2 separate regions of the Homo sapiens genome follow, and region 2 is linked to region 1. Evidence: chromatin contacts called from ENCODE Hi-C or POLR2A ChIA-PET data. All regions are on one chromosome and are shown on one strand. Each heading gives the region's core, a stretch centred on a gene start or an enhancer-like site at or near the end of the contact. The rest is flanking DNA. Distances are from core to core; before and after follow the strand shown. Region 1 overlaps ARHGAP26 (Rho GTPase activating protein 26). Region 2 overlaps ARHGAP26 (Rho GTPase activating protein 26).

Region 1 (5,132 bases), core at 1,947-4,446:
TCAAAACTATTAGAAGCATTCGTTGTCACCTGGTGGATGTAGAGCTAACACACAGGGGTGGAACATAGAAAATAAATGGCTATGTGAGGGATTTTGATAGCCTTGAGTTAAGCCAAATAAGATAAATCTGTATCCTGTTTTCTCTTAGGAAGGCCTGAATTGTCTGTTTCCACTCCCTTGTAAGAAAGATTCATAGAGAATTTGCCAGGTGTTGGGGAGAACAAAGCGGTCACCTGGACACCTGAGCACACATCTAGCTTTCCTTTTCTGTCTGGCCAATGCATTGTCCTCACCAACTCCACCTTTAGTGTTTTTTCTTTTTTTTTTTTTTTTTTTTTTAATTGCAGTTTCTCTCTTATGCTCTCTATTTATCCAATCAGTACTTTCTGAGTGGCTGGCTATGTGCTAGTTACTGAACCCCCTTTATGTATAATTCTACAGGGTAAGAGCAAGGTCTTGACATTGGTTCAGGAATCGGTCTTTGGGAAGTGCCATCAACTATATTTTTATTGGTTTCACATTTGAGGGAGCCTCCCTAAGACAGCAAGTACAACAGTGGTAGCAGTGGAAAGGGAAAGCCTGGCAGAGTATTGTCAGCTGAGAAACAGAAAAGTAGCAACAGCCATCTTATTTTTGCTCCACTGAGCACATTTCACCACTCAGACCATGGTGATGAGAGTCACATTTCTGATGGGAGGAGGAGGAAGAACCAATAGCTGGCTCCCTGGCTCTGACCCCTTGAGTTGAGACACATCCTTATTTACTCCAGGCTATTCATGCTTCAGATTCAAACAATTCCTTCCCAAAAGCTTTTCCAAGTGTGGCCTGTGGCCCATGGGTGAAAAGAGAAGTCCTGATCTAGAAAAATCATGTCCATTCATGGGTGGCATTCCACAGACTAAGGGTGTCTTACAGTAACTTCTCAGGGGTGTTATTAAAAGTTCCTAAGCCTGGGCACAGTGGCTCATGCCTGTAATCCTAGCACTTTGGGAGGCCGAGGCGGGTGGATTGCCTGAGCTCAGGAGTTCGGTGAAACCCCATCTCTACTAAAATACAAAAAATTAGCCAGGTGTGGCCTGTAGTCCCAGCTGCTCAGGAGACAGGTGAATCGCTTGAACCCAGGAGGCAGAAGTTGCAGTGAGCCGAGATCGCACCACTGCACTCCAGCCTGGTTGACAGCAAGACTCTGTCTCCGAAAAAAAAAAAAAAAAAAAAAAGTTCCTAAATTTAGCCTGTATTAGTGTTTGCCGAGCATTCTAATGTGTTCAACTGAGAAATCTGCCACAGAGTCTTTGGCAACCCTGGCCAGTTCTCTCTGTATGTGCTGATAGGTTTTAGGAGGGTTGTTTTTTGGGCATCCTAAAATGTCTCAAGCTGGTTGTGGTTTTTAATTACTGCCACACTTGTATTAATTGGAAGTTTGTAGAATTCCTGTTATGCTTAAATTGGGTGGAAATTTTGTTATTACATAATGGTTGCATTGTTGCCATTTTAATTACTGCTTAGCCTCTTTTGAGTTCTTTGTTAATTGGCAGGCTGTTTTTCCTCTGGAAAGCAGGACTGGGTGGAGAAGTTGTATGAAGTTGTGGCTGAGTACAGACTCTACTGTGCTCTGCCTAAATCGAATCCTGGCTCTGTAATTTGCTAGTATGTAACCTTTGGAAAGTTAATTAACCCATATGATGCTATGAAATAGAGGCAGGTGTAGTACCCCATAGGCTTGAGGATGAAATAAAATCATTCGTTTAAACGCTTAGTATGGTGTTTGGCACATAATTGATAGTGAAAAAGTGGTTGGTGGCAGGTGGCTATTTTTATGTTTGATTGCTGTTTTAAAAAAGATTAAGAACCATTGATTTAAACGTTGACCTTAGATTGTCTCCTTTCCTTTCCCTTCATCTCTTAATTAGTTTCAGTTGGTTATATTACATTGCCAACAAGACCAATGCCACAGGGTCCCTCAAATGACATTTCCCATCCTTAGCCATTTATCCCATAGGGGATACATTTCCATCACCAGAAGAGGCTTTTTGTTTTGTTTTTTTAAACACAAAGTGGGAAGAGAAGGAAGGAGGAAAATGACAGTGATGAAGATGAAAGTTAATCCTTATAGAATGTTCAATAGGCCATAGAATTTACATTCAGTGCTGTGTTGAATATTGTATATCTATGATTCCATTTAATTATTACAACAATCCTAAGTGGTGGAGAGTGTTACTATCCCCCTTTTTCAGATGGCAAGACTGAGGTCTAGGGATGATAACTGATGTGCATGTTAGCCAATAAACAGTAAAGTTGGACTTTGAACCTAAGCAGTAGATTACTACAAATCTGTCGCCACTGACAGACACAATTCAAAAGAGCAAGCTGTTTTGATTCTAGTGATGGTGGACCCACTTTGTCATGCAGAGGAGATGAGATGATATTCGATGGTGTAGAACCAGCCTGTTGTTTTAAGATGTTGACACATTGCCTTATTCAGTGTGTCTCCACATTGGTACATCAGGGGAACAGCCAGGTGGGAGGAGACTTGGAGAAAACCTCAGGGGATCATAGAGTTTGGATGTGCATTTGGGTAAAGATGGTGCAGTTTAGAGAGGAGCATCAGTTTTAAACAAATTTCCTTATGAACCTATTTCCCCAGCATCTTTATTTTGTCCAGATTTTGATCCAAAGTGTGGTATGGCTAAGCTCTAATGCAGCTGTGTGTGAAAGGGAAAAGTTAGATTGTTTTGTCAAATTTTTGCTTTACTTATGTCTTTAATATCTACATTTGAAAAACAAGCCTCTCTGTTTTCTCAGTATGGCTTGGATAATGGTAATAAAGGTACTCATAGAAAAATTCTGGGAATCCAGATGACTCTGTGTATTCTCTGTTAATTCTGTAGGGACATGTAAACTGAACTGGCTCAGCAGTGAACAGAATTTATTGCAAAATCACATCTTGGTGCAGAGGAAGCATATGAAGGCTTTCCTCGCCCTCCTTTGATTTATTAAATTGTACTTTCATTGCAGCTTCTGGGTAAGGACTCAGAATTGCAGTGCCCTGTGATTTGTATCAAAGAGCTACTCTCCCCCCCTGGTGTTTATCGTCAGGATCGAACCCTGTGGTTCAGAGAGAATATGAAGTGTTACTTCTATACTAGATGCCAGCTGGTTGCATGGGTTGGTGGTAAATACTCCAGGCTAGAATCAGAAGGCTGTTCCCAGTTTCATTTTCTTTCTGACTCAGGGCAAGTTCTTCCTTCCGGTGATTCACCTGCCCAGCTGCCCACAACATCTCACCTTTATCATCGTCAGCATCATCATCGTCGTCATTGTCATCATCGTCATCACAATGACTTATTGATCATGTGGTTAGTGGTTAAGTGCTTGGGCTCTGGAGACAGACCGTGGGAGTTCCTGTCTGGACTCTGCCCATTTCCAGCTGTCTGACCTTGGCCATGTGACCTAACTTCTCTAATGCCTCAGTTTTCTCATCTCTGTGAAAGGAATAATTAGGCTGGTATGAGAACCGAATAAGACAATGCACACAGAATGCTTGGCATGATGTCTGGCACATGGCAGGGGTTTTGTCATCATCATCATTATTAATTTCTATCTGTCATAATTATTCTTTAATGATTCTTAGATGGACCGTGATAAGATAAAGTAAACACATGTAATTTCTCTTCTTCAGAAGCATATACTTGAAAATAGATACTTGTTGGCACGGATCTTTAACAAATCTTCATATACAATGGTCAGTAGAAACTAGACTATACCTACATCAAAGTATAGAAACCCAAAGGAGATAATGTTCCCAAGTTTTAGAGTACTCAGATAGAGCTTAGCTTCAGTTGGGTTGTTGAAGGTGCATTAACTGTTTCAGTCTTCTGAGGAGCCACAGATCAGGCATTTAGTGCCCCTTGTCCGCTTGGGTTGCTCCTGGAGAGTTGAGTTCTATTGTATTAAGGTAGATGCTCTCAAGAGGCTTACCTGAAAGCATATAAATTTGAGATTGCTAATCATAAGACAAAGCTATGGTCAAAGTGATCTTTCAGGACATTGCTCTTGCCTCTGAACCTCAGTCTGATGCTAGTGGGCAACTGTGAGATCTGTAGAAGAAGGATAGCCCAGAGCAGACTGACCATTTCTAAAGGGTGAATTGCATGCTCTTTGCTTCTGTCAGTATAGAAGGTATTTATGAACCATAATACCAACCACTGGAGTGACTTGGTAGTGATATACATTTGCCACTGCCTAGAAAGGTAAAAGGGTATTGGAACATCCTTTTAGAGGCAAGATAGAATAGTACACCACTGACCAGCTCTGTGTCCTTAGACAAACTGTGTAACCACTCTGGGTCTCAGGTTCCATATCTCTAAAATGTGAATAATACTAGACCTCATCCATATGGTGGTTGCAAGGATTAGATGTTGCCATGTGTGGTGCTTGGTAAGTGCTAGGTAAACAAAACCATTCCTGCTTAGTGCTGTGACTGAGCCACCATCTGGTTGCTTCCCCACCCTGGGCCTTCTTTGTTGGGCCCTGTAGTCACAAAGTCCTGGTAAGCAGGATTTGTTAGCTTCATTTCAAAACTCATTCTCTTTGGCTCATTAACCCAAACCAGACAGAGATTAACAGCCTGGCCTCAGAGGAGCAGGTGAGTACATGTTTCTGGTGCCTTTGACTCATTGATTATCCTTCTCCAATTCAGGGAATGCTTGGGTGTTCCAGGAAGGGGTCTCCCGAGACCCAGGAAACCTTGAAAGAGAGTAATTTGGCACAAATTCATCTCCTAATGAAGGAGGGCTGGAAGTCCTGCATTTTACTATTCCTTCTGGATTTTGCCAGCTATAAATAGAAGCAAGGTTCCCTTGGATAGAATGTTTGAATTTACTAGGAGAAATGCAGGGATCAAGGATGGCTGAAGAAAAATACTTGCCAAAGTGTGGTCTTCTCTTCTGCACTTCCCTTGCCCAACTTTCCAAGGTTAGTGAATGCCGGTCAGCATGGATTGCTGGTCTTAGCTATTACACTGTGACCCATTTCACTCACAGGTCACAAGGCTCTGCAGGATCGGATTGCTGCCCCTCTGCCCTATCCTTATCTCCTACCCCTCTCTGCATTGCACTGATTGCTAATCACAC
Region 2 (5,915 bases), core at 3,187-5,686, 85 kb before region 1:
AATTCCAGCTATTCAGGAGGCTGAGGCAGAAGAATTTGCTTGAACCCAGGAGATGGAGGTTGCAGTGAGCTGAGATCGCGCCACCACACTCCAGCCTGGGTGACAGAGGGAGACTCCATCTCAGTAAAATAAAATAAAAATCACTTTTTTTATTCTTTAATGAAGCAGCATTCTTGGGTGCTTTTGTATTACTTTGCCATAGCACCAAGCATTTGAAGGTTTATAATTTATATTGGTTAATTGAATAAAGACTAGATTGATCATTACAAAATGTGTCAACTCTTTGAGAGGATTTAGTGTAAAATTTCTGGGTTAAAAAATGGGACATGATTTCAAAGCAGCCATTAGTGGTAGCAGGATGTGAATCGGTAGTACTTGCTTATGTCTGTGTTCTGTCACTTTGAATAATTCACTCCGTCATGCAGTGTCTTAAGGAAATTCATGAGCAAATATAGGGAAAATATTTGTTTAGGCTAAAGAATCATGGTACTAGTCATTTGCCAGCATCCCTGGATTTGTTTATTTTCAAGAAATTTCTCACAGATGTAAGTGACACGTGGATATTTTCTCTCAGGTGTTTTCCAGGAGGGCCTAGTAAACCATGTGAAAAATAATAAAACTTTTTCTGATTCCCTGAATCAATAAAGTCTCTTGAGGGGCAGTGTTTACACTGGGGAAGGGAAATGATTACTTTTTTCTGGGGTTAGCTGACTCTCACCAATGTCCATACATTTGAAAATGCTGTGTGTTAAGTGCCCCTTTCCCAGCATTGGTACTCTCTAGAGGTGGGCAGCAAGGATAGCTTCTTAGAGATGGCAAGGATATTTAGTGCTGGAGTTGTAATAAGGGATAAGGCAAGAATAAACTTATCTTCATGGAGCTTACCTTTGAGTTTGGAATGCTCATATATACTCAAGCAACTAAGGTATAAACACCAGGATGTTGAGTGTTCCAGCAAACCTGGAGGGCCAGAATACTGGGGGGAAAGTAACAAACAAGAGGACTTTACCCTTCCATTCTTACAGGGGACGATGGCATGACTGGAATACGCTGAATTCATTCCCTCCCTCCTTCCTTCCTTATTTTATTGAGCATTACTACATGCTAGAGACTACTGGCAGTGGAGATATAAAGTTTACAAATCTGTAGGACTTTCTTAACAGACCTCATCTGATTTTCTTTCATACCAGTTCCAAAGTCCTTGTTTTGCAAGCTTTCCATGAATAGGTAAAGGGCAGTAGCTCTCCTCTGATCTAGTCCCAACCTAGCATTTCACATCCACTGTCAACTCTATTCTTCTTCTTCCCAGGTAACCTGCATTTGCACAGTAATAAGCTTTTCTTTGTATTGGTTGGTTGGGTGTTTAATTAGGTATGTTTTATATACCTCTGTTCAATTCTAAATATCTGTCTCAGGTGATTTGCTTCCAGAGGCAGAAGAACATTTTATGCAGCTTTTAATACAGTAATATGTGCATATGGCTGTTCAATTTTATTTTTTATGGTGACGTAATTTTGACATGGGTTAATTATTTTCTTTGAGGCCATGGTAAACTATTGTGTAAGAGACTAGAGGAGCTTAATCAAGTTAGTTGCTATTTAAACTAAACTTTTAGCAGGTGCTCACTTAACCTGCATTTGTGTACTGTTAGGGAAGAGACCCAGGAAAACTGAAGATTGGTGAAAGTCAGAATAGTGGAGGCCAGAAAGATTTTTGAAAGATCTGAAGAATCTACTGGAACCCTCAGCACCCTCATTTCAAATATGTTTGTATGGCAGGCTGCATGATGCAGGTAAAAAAGATAAGAGCATTCCTAAATTTGAATTTGGGATCTGTTCCTTACTAGCTGTGTGACTCTGGGTAAGTGGTTTAACCACATCTGTAAGATGGGGTGAATTATCACTACATTGCAGGATTTTTTCTGAAGGTGGAACACACTAATATTCCCCTCTGATGGAGTCCTATGTCTGAAAACATGGCTGTTGAATTTTTTTCTATACCCTAAAACCTGGGGCTTTATTGTTGTGATGGTGAACCTTAGCTTTGGTGGATATTCCTGTGAGCCTGCTTTTTGTCTTAATGGTGCTCCTTTTCCTGTAGTGTCATGAGTTTTCAAGTTATCTATAAGCTGAGAGGAAATACAGGTGCATTCGGGTTATATGTGCAAAGGGCCTGCTAGGGTAAGATTCCATTTTCAAACTGTGTATGTGATAACCTGTTGTTGATACATGCTTCAAATAAAGATAAAGTGTTATGCCCTCTCTTTCCAATTTATGGCCTCAAGAAGAAACTGTATTAATTTTAAATTAAAATAATATTGTTTCTTCTAGCTTGCTAAGAGGTGTGTGTGTATGCATTTGTGTGTTTTTGTGAAATTGTGTGACTGAGATTATGTGTTTTCCAAAAAGGATCATCTTATGTAACAGACTTTGTTTCAACATTCAACCTCTAGATGGCAGTTTTGTGTATGTATTAGTAACTATTAGAAGGTCCAGTTGAAAATCAGCTGTCCTATATACACCTTGTATACATTGACAGAAGAGTGTGTGTGTGTGTGTGTGTGTTTTCTGTAGAAAAAAATAATCATGAGAGTATTATTCCTTAAAGGAAGAAGAGTATCCTAAATGACTCATTCATTCTCTAGAAATTCCTTCCTCCCACCCTTTCATCACAAATCATTCATACCCACTTTCTTGCAAAAACAAACATGCTCAGTTAGTTGGGCCTCTGTTTAAACATTACCCTTTACCTGGCTCTTTGAACTAAAGTGCCAGGCCCTTTGCTTTAGGAATGGCTTATTTAGGATGGTGCAGAAAAGATGAGTGATTTCACTGTCCTGTGTGTGCTGAGAACCTGGCAGTCCTACTTTTCCCTCCTGGTGCAACGTGCCTTTATCTTTTGCAACACATGAATCCATTTTTCCTGGTTTCAGACTTCCCCTCCCTCCCCTTCTCACCCCTTGTTTGAAATAATATTTTATTTTGCCTTCCTGCTGGTTGGATTAGAGTGCTGGTCTCAATGCCATGACATTTCAGGCAGGAAATGGAGTTTTCCTTCCTCAGAGGGTGTTATATGACTCTGACTTCCATGACTTGAGTTGGGAGACGATACCATAGTTTCTGAATTGCTTTTTGGCTGTTCTGTAAAATAAGTTAGTGGAGAAGTTCTTGGAGTCTTAGAATTCATGTAGTTTGAACTTGTCATGGAGTTTTTTTTTTTCTTTTAATTAAATGAGAGCATGCCTGTTTGCTGTTTGATTCTGGTTTAACAAAGAATGGGGTATGGTGGTTAATGGACTTGATTGGGAGGGTGATTGAGGCAACCCTATTTTTACTCTTTAGTCTGCCTGGTGAAATATGGAGTTTTATTGGTTGAATATACCAGTTTATTTACCAATTTCTAAATATAAAATGAGTTTGTCTTTTTAAAATCAAAACCAAAAATGAGCTATTATGTAATTCTGGATAGAAGAAACAGTTCAACCAGTACATTCCACTTATGTACATTTCTGTTGATTGTGAGATAGAATAGTAAAAATGAAAAAAAAATACATGAAACAGAAGCTATATTTTCATAGTTTGTTATCAATAGTAGTAACAGGTATTTGCATTCTCCTTGAGTCTCACTCATCCCATCAGTGAATAATGCCTTGTCCTTGTGCAGTGTGTTAACATTTGCTTGCTTCTATGTCCCTGATACCTAGCATGATGACTGGCACATAATAGGAACTCAGTCAATATCTGTTGCATTTAAGAGCCATGCAATTTAATATGCCAAAGATGTCTTTGGGCTTCCCGATGTTTTACGACTTCAGTCTCTCATAAAAATGTAAGAACTTATCTGATGTGGTTGGTGATACCTACTTTTTAGACTATTATTATTGCTATGATCCTAATTATTTTAGGAACATTCCTCTAAAAATACTAAGGTTGCAGGCTTTAATAGGTTATGATTCATTCATTTATTAGGATCAGATCCTTTTTTTTTTTTTTTTTTTTTTGATACGGAGTCCTGCTCTGTCGCCCAGGCTGGAGTGCAGTGGCGCAATCTCCGCTCACTGCAAGCTCCGCCCCCCGGGTTCGTGCCGTTCTCCTGCCTCAGCCTCCCAAGTAGCTGGGACTACAGGCGCCTGCCACCGCACCTGGCTAATTTTTTTGTATTTTTAGTAGAGACGGGGTTTCACCGTGTTAGCCAGGATGGTCTCGATCTCCTGACCTCGCGATCCACCCGCCTCGGCATCCCAAAGTGCTGAGAGGATCAGATCCTTTCTAAATAATTGATTAGAAGCTACTTCCAAAACCTTCTTAGAGGGTTGACCCTTGCTTCCTCCCTCCCTCCTCTTTCCAACTCTCCTTCCCTCCCTCCCTCCTTCCTTCCTTTCTTCTTCTCCTTAAGATGCTGGTCTTTCTGGATCCCAGGACATGTATGCTACATGCACAGGGGGGCAGTACAACATTGTCATTAAAGCATGGGCTTTGCTTTAGATTCAGGCACACCTGGGTTCAAGTGCAGGCTTTGGCACTTACTAGTGGTGTGACATTATGCAAGTAATTTATGTGAGTCTCAGTCTTTTCACTTTTAAAAGAAGAAATAATGGTAGTGTCTACTTCATACAGTTATTGTGAAGAATGAATGATAATACAAGTAAAGTCCTTAGCACAGTGGTTAGCACATAATAAACACTCAGTAAATCTACCTGTGGTTTGGGGGCTGCCAGTTGCAGCATCTTCTGGTTTCTTACTTCCTCTGTCTCTCACCTGTACCACACCCAGATTATCATGGCATATTATTAATTCTTTCCATGCACAAAGGTCTTGCAGAAGGACCTCAATGGTTTATTACATCAGAGCACGCATAGTAGTGCAGATTCATATGTTCTGTCTCCAAATAGTAGATTACCATTGCCTTCCAGTGATGGCACTGTGTCCTTGAGTATTGGAAGAAAAAGGGAAGTAGCCCAAGTTCCTCCTTTGTGGATGACCTGGAGATACTCTCCTGAGTTTGACTGTAAGGTGAATCAAGAATATAGACAGGCATCCTTCATTGTTGGTCTTAATGCATGAGATGGATGACTTTATAACATGTAATGATGACCTAGGGTGAAGCTCAGATAGATTCAGAGGAAGACACAGACAACAGAAGTTGCAAACTGGTGGTCCACAGACATGCTTGGTTTGGCTTGAATAGTGTTTGAGGCAACAGTTTAAAACTGAAAAAAATCTTTAACTGCTGATCATGCCTTCCCGCATGCCAGCTACCGGTTGAGCTGAATGACAGATATTTCCTTTAGGTGGGGTGTGTGCTCTCTGTTCTGCCGCAGTCCCCACCATGCCCTGTTGCCCACCTCCCCCATGAAGACGAGTGACAGCTTTTTTGCTTTGCACTTGCACTGTTGTTTTTCCCACAGAGGGGAGATAATTCTTTGTTCTTTGTTTCTATCTGAAAGTAAAACTGCAAAAGAAAAAACCAAGAGCAACATAAGACCAAGTCTATTTTCCTTGGATTAAAGAATTTCTTATCCAGTTTCCCTAATTTTTCTTACTTACCGAGTCTCCGTAGACATTTGGGTCTGTAATCTCATAAACAGACATGGAAAAGGTGTCATTCTCCAAGATTATTCTATGTGGCTTTGGCCATATCTTTGTGTAAATGAAGCTCTTCTGAACCCGAACCATTGCATTGTCCAGGAACTGTTAGGAATTCATTTTCCCAGTAGCACTTTAGAAACAAAGGACCACTTCCCTTCCCTGGCACTTGCAAAACTCTTCTTGCAAGTGGATGGCAGCTGATGCTCCATTCCTTATCATTCCCCTTTGTCTCCTAAATAAGCATAAGGGGCAGGTTTCAGACACAGGCTTTGAGATTGTGTGTTCCTGTGGGTGCCTCAGCTCTTCTACTTTGAATTTGACCCTTAA

The links. A loop is a pair of places that touch in the nucleus more often than their neighbours do. ChIA-PET counts read pairs that join two places held with the same protein, here RNA polymerase II (POLR2A). Pooled maps may share reads with other maps.
Region 2: a loop to region 1 is called in a map of CD8-positive, alpha-beta T cell, with 8 times the contacts of the local background. The contact joins two enhancer-like sites. A Hi-C loop is called at or near these places in 25 of 168 maps with a recorded cell type or tissue (B cell, CD14-positive monocyte, CD4-positive, alpha-beta T cell and 15 more), 33 of 37 single-sample maps with no recorded cell type and 24 of 50 pooled maps. POLR2A ChIA-PET finds 5 or more read pairs at or near these places in 12 of 52 experiments (CD4-positive, alpha-beta T cell, CD4-positive, alpha-beta memory T cell, CD8-positive, alpha-beta T cell and 9 more).

Annotation. Positions count from the first base shown.
Region 1 is chr5:143,006,000-143,011,131 of GRCh38, forward strand. All of the region lies in intron 11 of ARHGAP26 (Rho GTPase activating protein 26), which reads left to right. Among named protein-coding and RNA genes, the nearest start is that of ARHGAP26-AS1, 140 kb to the left of the region's middle. RefSeq lists an enhancer at 2,756-3,955. Within about 2 kb of position 3,197, at least 8 of the 41 ENCODE cell types and tissues checked have a DNase peak (open chromatin) inside an H3K27ac peak, as active enhancers do; they include CD14-positive monocyte and CD8-positive, alpha-beta T cell, where a contact is called at or near this core.
Region 2 is chr5:142,919,880-142,925,794 of GRCh38, forward strand. The region is part of intron 10 of ARHGAP26 (Rho GTPase activating protein 26); the gene reads left to right. Among named protein-coding and RNA genes, the nearest start is that of ARHGAP26-AS1, 54 kb to the left of the region's middle. Within about 2 kb of position 4,437, at least 3 of the 41 ENCODE cell types and tissues checked have a DNase peak (open chromatin) inside an H3K27ac peak, as active enhancers do; they include CD14-positive monocyte and CD8-positive, alpha-beta T cell, where a contact is called at or near this core.